2 separate regions of the Mus musculus genome follow, and region 1 is linked to region 2. The links are chromatin loops, found by intact Hi-C in ENCODE. Cell type or tissue: left cerebral cortex. All regions are shown on one strand. Links, peaks and the distances in the headings refer to the core of each region. The heading gives the core; the rest is flanking DNA. Region 1 overlaps Ttc28 (tetratricopeptide repeat domain 28). Region 2 overlaps Ttc28 (tetratricopeptide repeat domain 28).

What was found. Peaks named below come from ENCODE experiments on the same cell type or tissue, not always from the same donor. Only the 100,000 strongest peaks of a DNase experiment are listed, where the experiment ranks them.
Region 1: a loop joins it to region 2, with 1.9 times the contacts of the local background. A loop is called at or near these places in 2 of 42 quality-filtered maps.

Annotation. Positions count from the first base shown.
Region 1 is chr5:111,206,111-111,211,489 of GRCm38, forward strand. The region is part of intron 6 of Ttc28 (tetratricopeptide repeat domain 28); the gene reads left to right. Among named protein-coding and RNA genes, the nearest start is that of Gm35628, 26 kb to the right of the region's middle. In left cerebral cortex, for the core only: CTCF peaks have their summits at 1,958 (motif pointing right) and 2,668 (motif pointing left); DNase peaks (open chromatin) are centred at 1,997 and 2,669.
Region 2 is chr5:111,106,670-111,112,048 of GRCm38, forward strand. The region is part of intron 5 of Ttc28 (tetratricopeptide repeat domain 28); the gene reads left to right. Among named protein-coding and RNA genes, the nearest start is that of Mir701, 110 kb to the left of the region's middle. In left cerebral cortex, for the core only: no CTCF peak of the experiment used is centred there; a DNase peak (open chromatin) is centred at 3,113.

The DNA of each region.
Region 1 (5,379 bases), core at 93-5,092, 99 kb after region 2:
TGAACAGAACCACCGACAAATCGCCCAGTGACCTGTTCACTCATGGCTGCACCAGCACAGGGATCATGGAAAGGATTACAAAGTGGACGCCTTGGGGCTGAGACACAAACACCACTGCCTGCCCCTTCACTGATTGGCTTTGTATCAACTGTATCTGAGATACATAAAGAGAAAAGGTGGAGAAAGCAACATTCTTCCTGGTGTTTTTCAACAAATACAAGATCTGAAAGATGACAAGGCTGAACAGAGCAACACATGATAGCCGTGATAGGGCTAGTGCAGGGGCATGGTCGAGGACACCCTCTCATACAGAGATGAGTGAGGTCCAGAAAGCTGGTCTTGGGTTGTTAGAATTATTGGTTTACTATGTCCCTATGAAAGACACACAATCCAGATATTTTATTTATAAGCCAAATGTCTAGATTGGGTAGATTGAAGGCTATTCTAATTTATTACCCAGTCATTCAGTCCCTTGTTATTTTGTTTCTCCCTGCAGTGGGAGTCTGGTCCGTGGCAGCTTCCTCTTCAGTGTCTGCCCTCTTCCCTTCCCCAACCTGGAACCTCCTCTGGAACCTCCAGTCCTGTCTTACTCCCTCGAGGCTCTGCCCAATCACAGGCGCTGGCCTTTTATTGACCAGTTGAAATGGGGAGAAGGTTCACATGGCATCTGCTCGTAGGAGGCAACCTCACACTGAGGAACCCGTTTTTAGCTACAGGATGCAAGCAGCGTCAGACCCACTACAGTCTTGGGTTCGAATGCCAACATTGCTCTTTACTCCTTGCTGACCTGTAGAACCACAGTCCTGAGACTTAATAGCAACAATGTTTCATGTTATTTAGTGATAGGACACCTCCTCCTCTTCCCCCTCCTCTTCTGCATTTAAAATATTAATTCCAGTCTTAGATTTTTGGGCCAAGCTAATAAACCCATAATTGAAAAATAATTCCAGTAACTGTTTCTCCAAGTGTAAAAAAAAAATCAAGTCTTAGGAATCTGACCTGAAGAAATGCATATTTCTGATCTATAGGTTTGTTTATATGAATAAGTAAAAGAGCTATAAAGCCATGCCTACTTAGTTATGTATTTAATTAACCTGCCTTTATTGAGAAGATTGCAGCCATTTCTAGAGCGTCTGGGTCATGGGTAGCATGACCGTGCTGTGTGTGTATAGCCTGTGAAATGATTCAGGGACCCCAGAAAGGCAGTGCTAATAGATGGAGCTCTTACTGGGATGCTGTGTGGCACTTGGGTTGACCTACGCCCTCTGAAGGATCGACAGTCTGGAAGCAGATGTTCCAGAGGCTGAGATCGGTGGGTCGGTGTGAACAGTATCAGTTCACAGCAACATTAAAGCCTCTTTAGACAGAGCCATGTGCAGCCCTTTCATCTCTAGGGCCATTTCAGATCACAGGTATATCATTCCCAGCCACCCCCAGGCTGTACCTGCTTTAAGGTTTCCCATCAGAGTCCACCTTGTGCTGATGGGACCTTGTGGCTCTCAACTTTATCTTGACCCCACAGCTACTCTGCACCTGATGGGTAGGGAGGTTACATGGTTGCATGCTGTTTAGGGCGTCCCAAATAGCTGGAGCCACACTCAGATCTCCCCAGGAACAAGAGCTTTTCCTTAGCCACCTTCCTGAACGGTTGCCAAGACATTGCTGGCATGTTGTAGGTGGGTCTTTCTACACAGACCACCTGGTTGAATGTAGTTGGTTTCATGGTCCTAGCCTCTGTGCGTGAAACCACAGATCAGAGGAAGATGGGAAGGAAGCTCAGGGCCAGAAAGCCAAAAGGTTGGGAGGAGAAAGGGACCTTTCTGGGGATATGGGAGGCTCAAGCAATTTAGAGCTTACAGGACTGCAGAGATGGGAGACTGGGACCTCAGCTCAGAGTCAGGAATTTGAACTACAGAGCTGTCTCTCAGCCGGGTGGGGAGGGGCTCCAGGCAAGCAGGCTTCCTCTCCTCCTTCCTGCAGAGGGCACCATCTCACTCAAGTAAGCTTTCATTCAGTGCCCCTGATTCTGACAGCCAACCCCACCCACACTGCTCACTCAAAAACAGACTGTGGTGGGGCATCTGTCTTTGTCCCACAGGCTTGTCTGTCTGTCCTCCCAGGTCCCCCTGAGCTGTAAATGTTCCTCAGAAGCAGGCTTTGTTTTCTGTTACCTCATGCTCCAATCTAGGCTGTTTGCATTTCCTTCCATATTCCCGCCTTGCACACCGCCCCCCTCCCCCAGTCTACCATGTGAGTTGCTTGAGGTTTATTTCCAGCTAGTTTAGCTCATCCCTGTACCCAGCATCAGCCCTTGGGGTCTGTGCATCCCTTAGGACAAGGGGTAGTTCACAGAAGGCAGGGCAGCATCTTGATTCTCACCGTCTTTAATCCCTTTAGATCTCCCATCCCTTCCCAAACTCGGGGAAAGGAAGGAGTGGACGGAAGGACGTGGAGTCTCATGCTTCATGCTTGCTTCTGTGTCTGTGCTTGGGAACCGATGGTCATTGTTATCTCCATTTATTTGAACAATCCTTTATTCTTTGCTCATACCTTTGAGTTCAGTTTAACAATATTGATTTCCTCCTAATGGAACACAAGCCCCATCAGATCTCTAATGCACATGGAGTTATGTGCTGTTTGGAGAGGCAATGCCGCCTAGTGGCGGAGAGCTCAGGATGCAGTGGCAGCTGACACACATGGCCTCCTCACATTCTGCCTGGGGTGGAGGGTGGAATCTGCAGTCAGCTTGTTTGGTCTCGGTGATGAGCAGGATTTTCCCAAACTATTAAAGCCAAGGTGTCACTGGCCAAGTCCAACCAGCAGCTCGGCGTCTCAGGTTGCCCTCACCTCTTGTCAAGGAGGCACCAGCTTTGGCGGGACAGGCATCTTGATGGAGACTCTATACTGGGGATGCACACGGGACAATCAGGCCCTTCTCGTACGCACTTGCTTCTTAGCCCCTTAGCTCCCCTGGAACACCAACTTGCAAACCTTCGTTTGGCGTTGCTGTTTAATTGGTGGCAGTGAGGAATCCACTGGAACATTTGAAGGGCTTGGGGGTCTCTTCCCTAGAGTCGAGCAGCCCACCCATCTACAGTATTAAACACTCATAAAAGCAAGCTCTAACAATTCTGATGGTATCTTGAGATCATAACGATTTGTGTGTGTGAGACACTTGCTGCTGCGATCTATTCCAGGGAATGAGCTAAACTCCTCAGAAGGAGAGCTGCGGTTTTAAAATGCATTTCCAGGGAAAGAGCGATGGCTCGGCAGTTAAGACCTGAGTTACCACGTGGGCTCACATGTGTGTGCATAGGCACACGTGTGTGGTGAGAGAACAACTTGTATTGCTTCTCTCCCTCTGCTATGTGGATCCTGGGGCTGGAACTCAGGCCTTCAGGCTTGGCAGCAAGCACTCTGCCCACCGAGCCATCTTGCCAGCCTAAGACACTTGCTCCATTATCTTGTGAAAGAGTGTAATGGTAGACATGTGACTGCCACATAGAGCTGGAGCTGGTTCACACCCACACCCAGAAGTAGCTGATCCCCTTTCCCAGAAAGATACAATCTAAGAAAAGCTAGATCTAGTGGAGGAACCAGGAAAGGAGTGATGGACAGGGAGTCTTTAGGGCACTGCTTTGTTCTCAGCACCTCATTCCCTGCAGAGCTACACAGAGATGCACGGTAGTCAAGCTTGGGGAACCGGAGCTAGACCCTAGGGAGAAACCATAAGAGGGGCAAGAGAACAGCAGTGCAGTTCTCAGAAGAGACTGGAAAGAGAATGATCCCTGAGGGCTGAAAGAATCTGCCTATGTCAGCCTGGAATCCTGTATCCCACCAAAATGGAAATCAAGACATTCTCAGTTAGAGGAAAATCAACAGAATTTGTCAACAGCAGACTCATTCCTAGTGTGATGGTTTGTATATGCTTGGCCCAAGGAGTGGCACTATTTGGAGGTGTGGCCATGTTGGAGTAGGTGTGTCTCTGTGGATGTGGGCTATAAGACCTCATCCTAGCTACCTGGAAGTCAGTCTTCCACCTTGATGATAATAGACTGAAGCTTTGAACCTGTAAGCCAGACCCAATTAAATGTTGTCCTTAGAAGAGTTGCCTTGGTCATGGTGTCTGTTCATAGCAGTAAAACCTTAACTAAGACACCAAGACAATAGCAAGATAGCACTTTATACAGAAAGGGAACGAAAGCAGGAGTTTTTGGAGCACCAAGAAGGACGGAGAATACAGTAAGAGCAGAAATACAGGCAAACTGAAAGACTTTCCCACCTGCACCTGGACCAACAGGAACACATGGCATCTCCACAACATTCCATCAGGATATAGGCAGACACAGACATTTATCAAGGTGGCTAACATCCTGGGCCATATGAGAAATTAAAGAAAATCTGATTAGAAAGATTTGAGGTCACACAGAGGATGTTGTCCAAACTCGATGGAACCAAACCAGAGAGCTGGAAAAACATGCAAACACTGAGAAACTAAGGAGTGTACCCACATCATCCATCGGTCTGTCCGAACATTGGGAGGGAGAGGGATAATGTGCAGAACTGAGTGCAAGCAATAAGTTATCAGAATGTGTGGGGCTCGGCTGGAGCGGCAATGGCAGGGAGATCCTGGTACCAGGAGAGGAACAGCCTCAAGTCCATCATCTGCTTCCCCCGCAGAAACTAGGAGAGCAAACGGGCCAGGAGAAAGGACATTATAAAGTAAAAGCAAAAACCAGTGACCCAAAGCCCACGAGCAAATAGGGAAACAGAAGGACAAAAAACAGTGATCAATAAAAATAAAAGCTGCTCTTTGAAAAGGTCGATACAGTTCACAAATCCGCAGTGAAACATGAGTCACAAATACTGGGAATGAAGTGAAGGGCATCAGTGTTGACCTGCAGGCATTTAGAGAGAAGTGGGGACCGTGCCGCACACTGCCTGTACACAGGAAGTGGAGAGGGTGGTACACACCTCCTGTCCACAGGATGCACACAGATATTTGTCAGCTGAAATAATGTGGAGCAATTATTTGAAAAGCAGTAACCTAAGGACTGTTCAACCTGGTTAGAAAGCCAAGTTTATAGTTAAACTTCCCCCCAAAAGAAATCTCTCACTGAGATCTCTTGCCGGTTTTGAAGGATAAATGTACGAAACACTTAAGGAGTCAGCACAAGTGTTTCACTCTCCTAGAAACCTAAAGGAGAAACTCCCAACCTCTTCTACAAAGCCATGTAGATACACATGATGGCTGTGGGGGTGTGCCACGGTCTAGCCTGTGCTACACACAGGGGGGAAGACAGCTCTGTGGAGTCTGTCTCAGCCTGTGCTACACACAGGGGGATGACAGTTCTATGGAGTCTGTCCCTCTTACCGCTA
Region 2 (5,379 bases), core at 267-5,266:
GCTGGAGTGTCTATCACCCCACTGCATCTGGAAACTGTGTGTTAAGTATTGTTAACGTGTGACACGTTCACTCACACCTGCTTCGACCAGCTCCCACTTCTGCTCCTTTGGAAGATGTTATACTCCACTCTGCCTGCTTTAGCACTTCAGGATCACTTGTTACACTCTGGAGAATCTTCCCTTTGGATTTCTGTTTGAGCTCTATACATGCTAGGTGTGGGAAAATGATTACTACAGGGAGTCGCCCATGCAAGAACCAGCCCTGCTCCTTCATTTATTCTTTATACTTCTTGCTCACATACATTGAGACAGGTCTTCCCGCATCTTCATCGAGCCTGTGGATGTGGTCCCCTGTGCCGTCTGGCATACCAGCACAGGAAAAGGAGGAGTCCGAATTCATAAATAGCCAAGTGTAATTTTCTCATAGCAGTTTCACCAGCCCAGGACTTTGGTTGATCCTGTGAGTTCTCCAGAAATGCAGACCTCCTGCCAGTGATGGCAGTTTGTCCTGCCAGCTTAGGCAACTTTTATCCTTTGACTGCCTCACTGATTAGAATTTGAAGTGCTCTGAGTGGTGGCCACACCCGCCAGCATCAAAAGCTCAGCCTGTGATCTGGGCTAGCTCACTCTATTTGATGTTTTGTCGCTCATGCCTCTGGTGTGTGACAGCACTCCATGGGCACCTGTGCTGGGACAGGCTCTCCTCAACACTCTTCCAGTTGGTCTTCTTTGCTCCTCTCATAGACAGTTTGTTTCTATATCCACACCACATAGGCAATGATACCATGTATCTGTATAAAGTCTAAGAGCTACATTTGAGAGAAAACATGATAATTCACTCTCTAGGGTTATCTCCTCTTGTGTCAATTTTCTTGCAAATTTTCTTTACCCATTCCCCTGTTGAAGACACATCCATAGTTCCCATAACTTGGCTGTCATAATGTATCCTTTTAAATGTAACATTGTCTCGGTGACATTTAGTTGCATGTTATATGTTCTGTTGCATTATTTTTATATTGACATAACACCCTCTGAAGCAAAGGCAACCCCAGTAAACCCTGGGGACTGGAGATAACCCACCACATCCTGCTACCTCGTGCGTGCATCTGAGCTCTGGGAAACTTTAGGATTTTACCAAACAGTAAGATGGCAACTTGAAAGCCATTCATCTGCTCACCTTTAGAAGCAATGGGGTTTCCTTTTATGCAATTACTCTCAGATACTTAATAGGGGAGGTGATACCTTCGCCACAGGATTTTTCATTGAGAGTAACCTTCTGTCTCTTTTAATGGCTTCAAAATTAATTTCAGGTGCCCACAGAGACCTTCCTGTGAGTGAATATTAATTGTCAGGAGGGTCCATAAATTACATTATATTAAATGTTCTCGAGTCAGGAAATCTGATATGCAAATGCACAAATGCCTCCAAAGGTCTTCCCGGCCTCATTTCTCTCCAGAGCACTGTGTTTCTCTATCCATCTGATTTGCCCCCCAGGACCCCACTTTGGCTCCGTGCACCTGCCTCAGCCTTCAGCCTCTGCCTGCTGCTGAACCGCTCTTGGTTTTTCACTGAGGCCACCTCCCTGTCATGCTCATGACTCTTCTGGTGACTGGATTCTCTTATTTCTGCAGCTGGAATCTGTCTTTCCTCGCTATCATTCTCTTTAAGAAACTCTATGAGTTGAGAAGAAGGGGTGTTCACTCCAGGGTCTGTTAACATGGCCCAAGATACAGAAATGGTTGAGTATGAGTTTAGGTATCCCACAACCTTGAACTTAAATTTTGCCCCTGTCGATAATTGCTGTGTGGCCCCGAGACAGTCCAACTCTTTAAATGGATGGATGGTCATTCGAGTTGTTTCATTTTCTGGGGCTTTAACAGCTTTTCTTTGAATCTTCTGGTGAACAACCCTTATTTCTTAGGTCTTTGCTGACACGTGTTTAGAATGATAGATTTTTGCTAGTTATCTGAAGTGGTTGTAATGAGGTGTGTCATACGCAATTTAAGGGATTCCTAAACTTCAACAAAAAATAGTTAAAAGTGAGTAGGGGCACAGGCATCTGAGCAAGTAACTTTGGATACTGTCACGTGTAGTTAGGATGCTGTTGTGAGATTAAATGTTATTTCATAAAAGCTGCCTTCAGAGCACAGAGCTTGCAGCTCTAGGATTCTGAAAGGATTCTGCTGCTGTCCTAGGGGTCCTTGGGGATCCTTGGGGGTCACTGTCTCCTCCTGGCTTTATCATCTGTGTGTGCACCGTATGTAACTATGGAATAGCAGTGCCTACTCTCGGGTAACATGGGTTTATCTCAAATATTTAAGAGAAGTAGGCACTGCTTCGAAGAGGCATTTTCTTTTGCTGGGTGGCTTTGTATACGTATCTCCTGTCACACTGGAGCGTGCAAACGTCCCGGTTTCTGAAAGTTCTAGTTTTCTAAGTTCACCCTGATTCTGGTTTCTTCTCTGTGTGACAATTTCTTACACACTTTTCTCACCTGCCCTTCTAAAATTTAGTTCAGACCGTGAAGTTACCTGTTCATAAAGCTTTGCTAGGTTCAGTTGCCTCTGGGGGGAATCTAAATACTTTCATAACCATCCCCACGGCCTTTCCACTGTTCTCTCTGTAGCCCCTGTGGGTCCGCTTGCCATAAGTTTGTCCTTCTGCACATTAGCTCATTCTGGTTCCCCTGTGTGGAAGCTCCTCTTTCGACCCTGTTCAGTTTGCCTGAACATCTCTGGATCCCCAATGCTCTTTCCCTGTTCTCATTGTTTCTATCTGACATTGTGTGAACTGCTGATGAGGTCCAATTTAGCGTTCACTTTGCGGCCTGCTTCTGGAAATGTATGTGTCTCTCAAGGTCACTCGGCTTTACCACTTCAGTATCTGCACTTAGATCTGTGGCCTTGCTCGGTTTGGGGCAGAGAACAAAGTCAGGTTTCTTCCCATGGATCCAGCCCTTGAGACCCTGCAGTGCGTGCTGCTGTCCCCATTATGTCCTTCTGTCATCATGCAGACAGCACAGACCTTCTAATGAGTCTCATCTCTGACACGGCCATTCTCATGGCTTTGTTGTAGGCTGAGATTGTGCTGGCATCCCCCTCTTTCTCTCCTACATGTGGATGTGATGTATTCCTGAACCAGCTTGCCAGCCCACTTTCTCTAGACATCCAATTGCAGCTATGATTAGAATAGATCTCAGCTTTATATATTTATTGGACAGTGGGGCTATAGCCCATTTTCTGTGCACTTAAATATAACTGTGTATATATAAAATACCTAGTTGTGTATTTCTTTTCTTTTTCTCATTTTCAATGCCAAGAAAATATTTTTGTAGTTTTGTTTAGCAATTCTTATTTGTATGTATTTATGTGCATTTATGGGGCACGTAGGACGTGTTTGATTCATGCACATGAAGTACATGCTCAAGTAAGAGTAGTCAGTAATACTGTCTCCATGCGCATTGCCTTTCTGTAAAGCTTTTTATTTCACTTTTAACTATGTGCATGTGTCTGCATGGGAGGTTGTGCACCTTCGTGCAGCATCTTTGGAGATGAGGATGTCTGATCCTCTGGAGCTCAGATAACACAGTTGTGAGCTGCCTATCATGGATGCTGGGAACCCAGCTTAAGGCCTCCGCAAGTGCAGCATGTGTGAGCCATCCCTCCAGCCCCCTATATTATCATCTCTATGTACTGAGAATCTTCTGCTTCTTTTCCTCTACCTATTTTTTTTAAAGATTTATTTATTATTATACATAAGTACACTGTAGCTGTCTTGAGACACACCAGAAGAGAGCACCAGATCTCATTGCAGATGGTTGTGAGCCGCCATGTGGGTGCTGGGATTTGAACTCAGGACCTTTGGAAGAGCAGTCAGTGCTCTTACCTGCTGAGCCACCTCACCAGCCCTCCTCTGCCTATTTTAAAACCCACAGCATGCTGGACACAATACACTTACCCCTGTGCACTCTGGAACACCGGGGCTGATTCCTGTTATCTTAGTGGTGTGTGGCTTTTCTCTGTCCCCCTGCTTTCCTACCTGTTCTGAGACCACGACTATACAGTGCTTTGCTGTGATGGAGGACCTGCGGTGCTTGTCTTCCCTTGGCTGTTGTGCTCCATCTAACAAGATGTCCTTTCTCCCCACCCACATGGCACAGGTGATTTCATACTTTATGGCCGTGTCTCTCTACATTAGAAAAATCTATTGGTCAACTTGGGTTGACAGTGTTGAAGGGGACTCAGGTATCCAGGCATCTCCTGAGGCATCGAGATCATTTTATTTCATATAAACCAGCAAAGGAATTTTAATTTTTTTCAAGGCATCTTATCTGTTTTACACAATGCAGTATGTCTTGAACACTGTGCCAGGTACTCTTGCCTCTTTGATAATAGCCATCTGTCCTAGAACTGGTGGATCGCCGTGAAGGGACACCATGACCACGGTGACTCTTTAAAAAAAAAAAAAAAAAGCTCTCTAACTCTTTTCAGCTTTCTTGACTGCAGCATGCTTCTTTCTCTGTGTCTGGTTCCACTCCCTCTGAGCATCACATCCTGGGCAGGCACCCCATGGCTCTGACCTGGGTCTCCAGGGTAGTATTAGGGTTCCGTTTCACAGCTTCAAGCAATGGTTTCTCCCAGTCTCTGTGCAAGGACACCCCTGGAGCATGCCCGGCCTCAGCAGCTTTCCTTAGCCATGGAGGGAGATTCCTCAACCCCTTTTTTGTATCCCTCACTCTAAAACCAGAACCAAGTGACCTAAGCCACCAAGGTCTTCCGCTTGCTGGGGCTGGGACTTGGCCTCCTTGCAAATTCATTTGCATCAGCTTTCTGGGTTTGCTGGTTTCCTTCACTGTTTAAGCTCCCTTTTATTTTATTTTTCCACAGCTGTAAGCTCAGCTGGGTGGGGTCCTGCCCTGAGGTCACTGCTCTCTTTATTCCATACGGGCGGCGTCAGGACTTCCTTTAGGAGTTTTATCTCCTTGAGCGCTGGACTCAGCTCCATCACACTTCCTGATGCTCCTTTTCTCTCCAGACGGTACACTTTTCACTTTCCCTTGCTCAGACTGCTCCTTTTCATCACAGATCTGCATGAGAGGGTCCACTAATCACCAAGCAACAGAATCAATGCTCGGCTGCTCTGAAATCTCCTCTACCTACGCTGTTAATCCAAAAACTCTATCACTTAGCCTCAGGCATGTTTTTCAGACAAGGGCAAAAAAGCAACCACATTCTTCATCAAAATGTCAGGAGAATAGTCTCTCGGCCACTTACTAATATTCTTCTCTGAAATTTCGTGAGTTGGGCCCCACATCTCAAATTGCGCTGGGCACTGACTTCCATGTCACTGCTCAGATGGCCCTCTAAGCCCCACTTATTG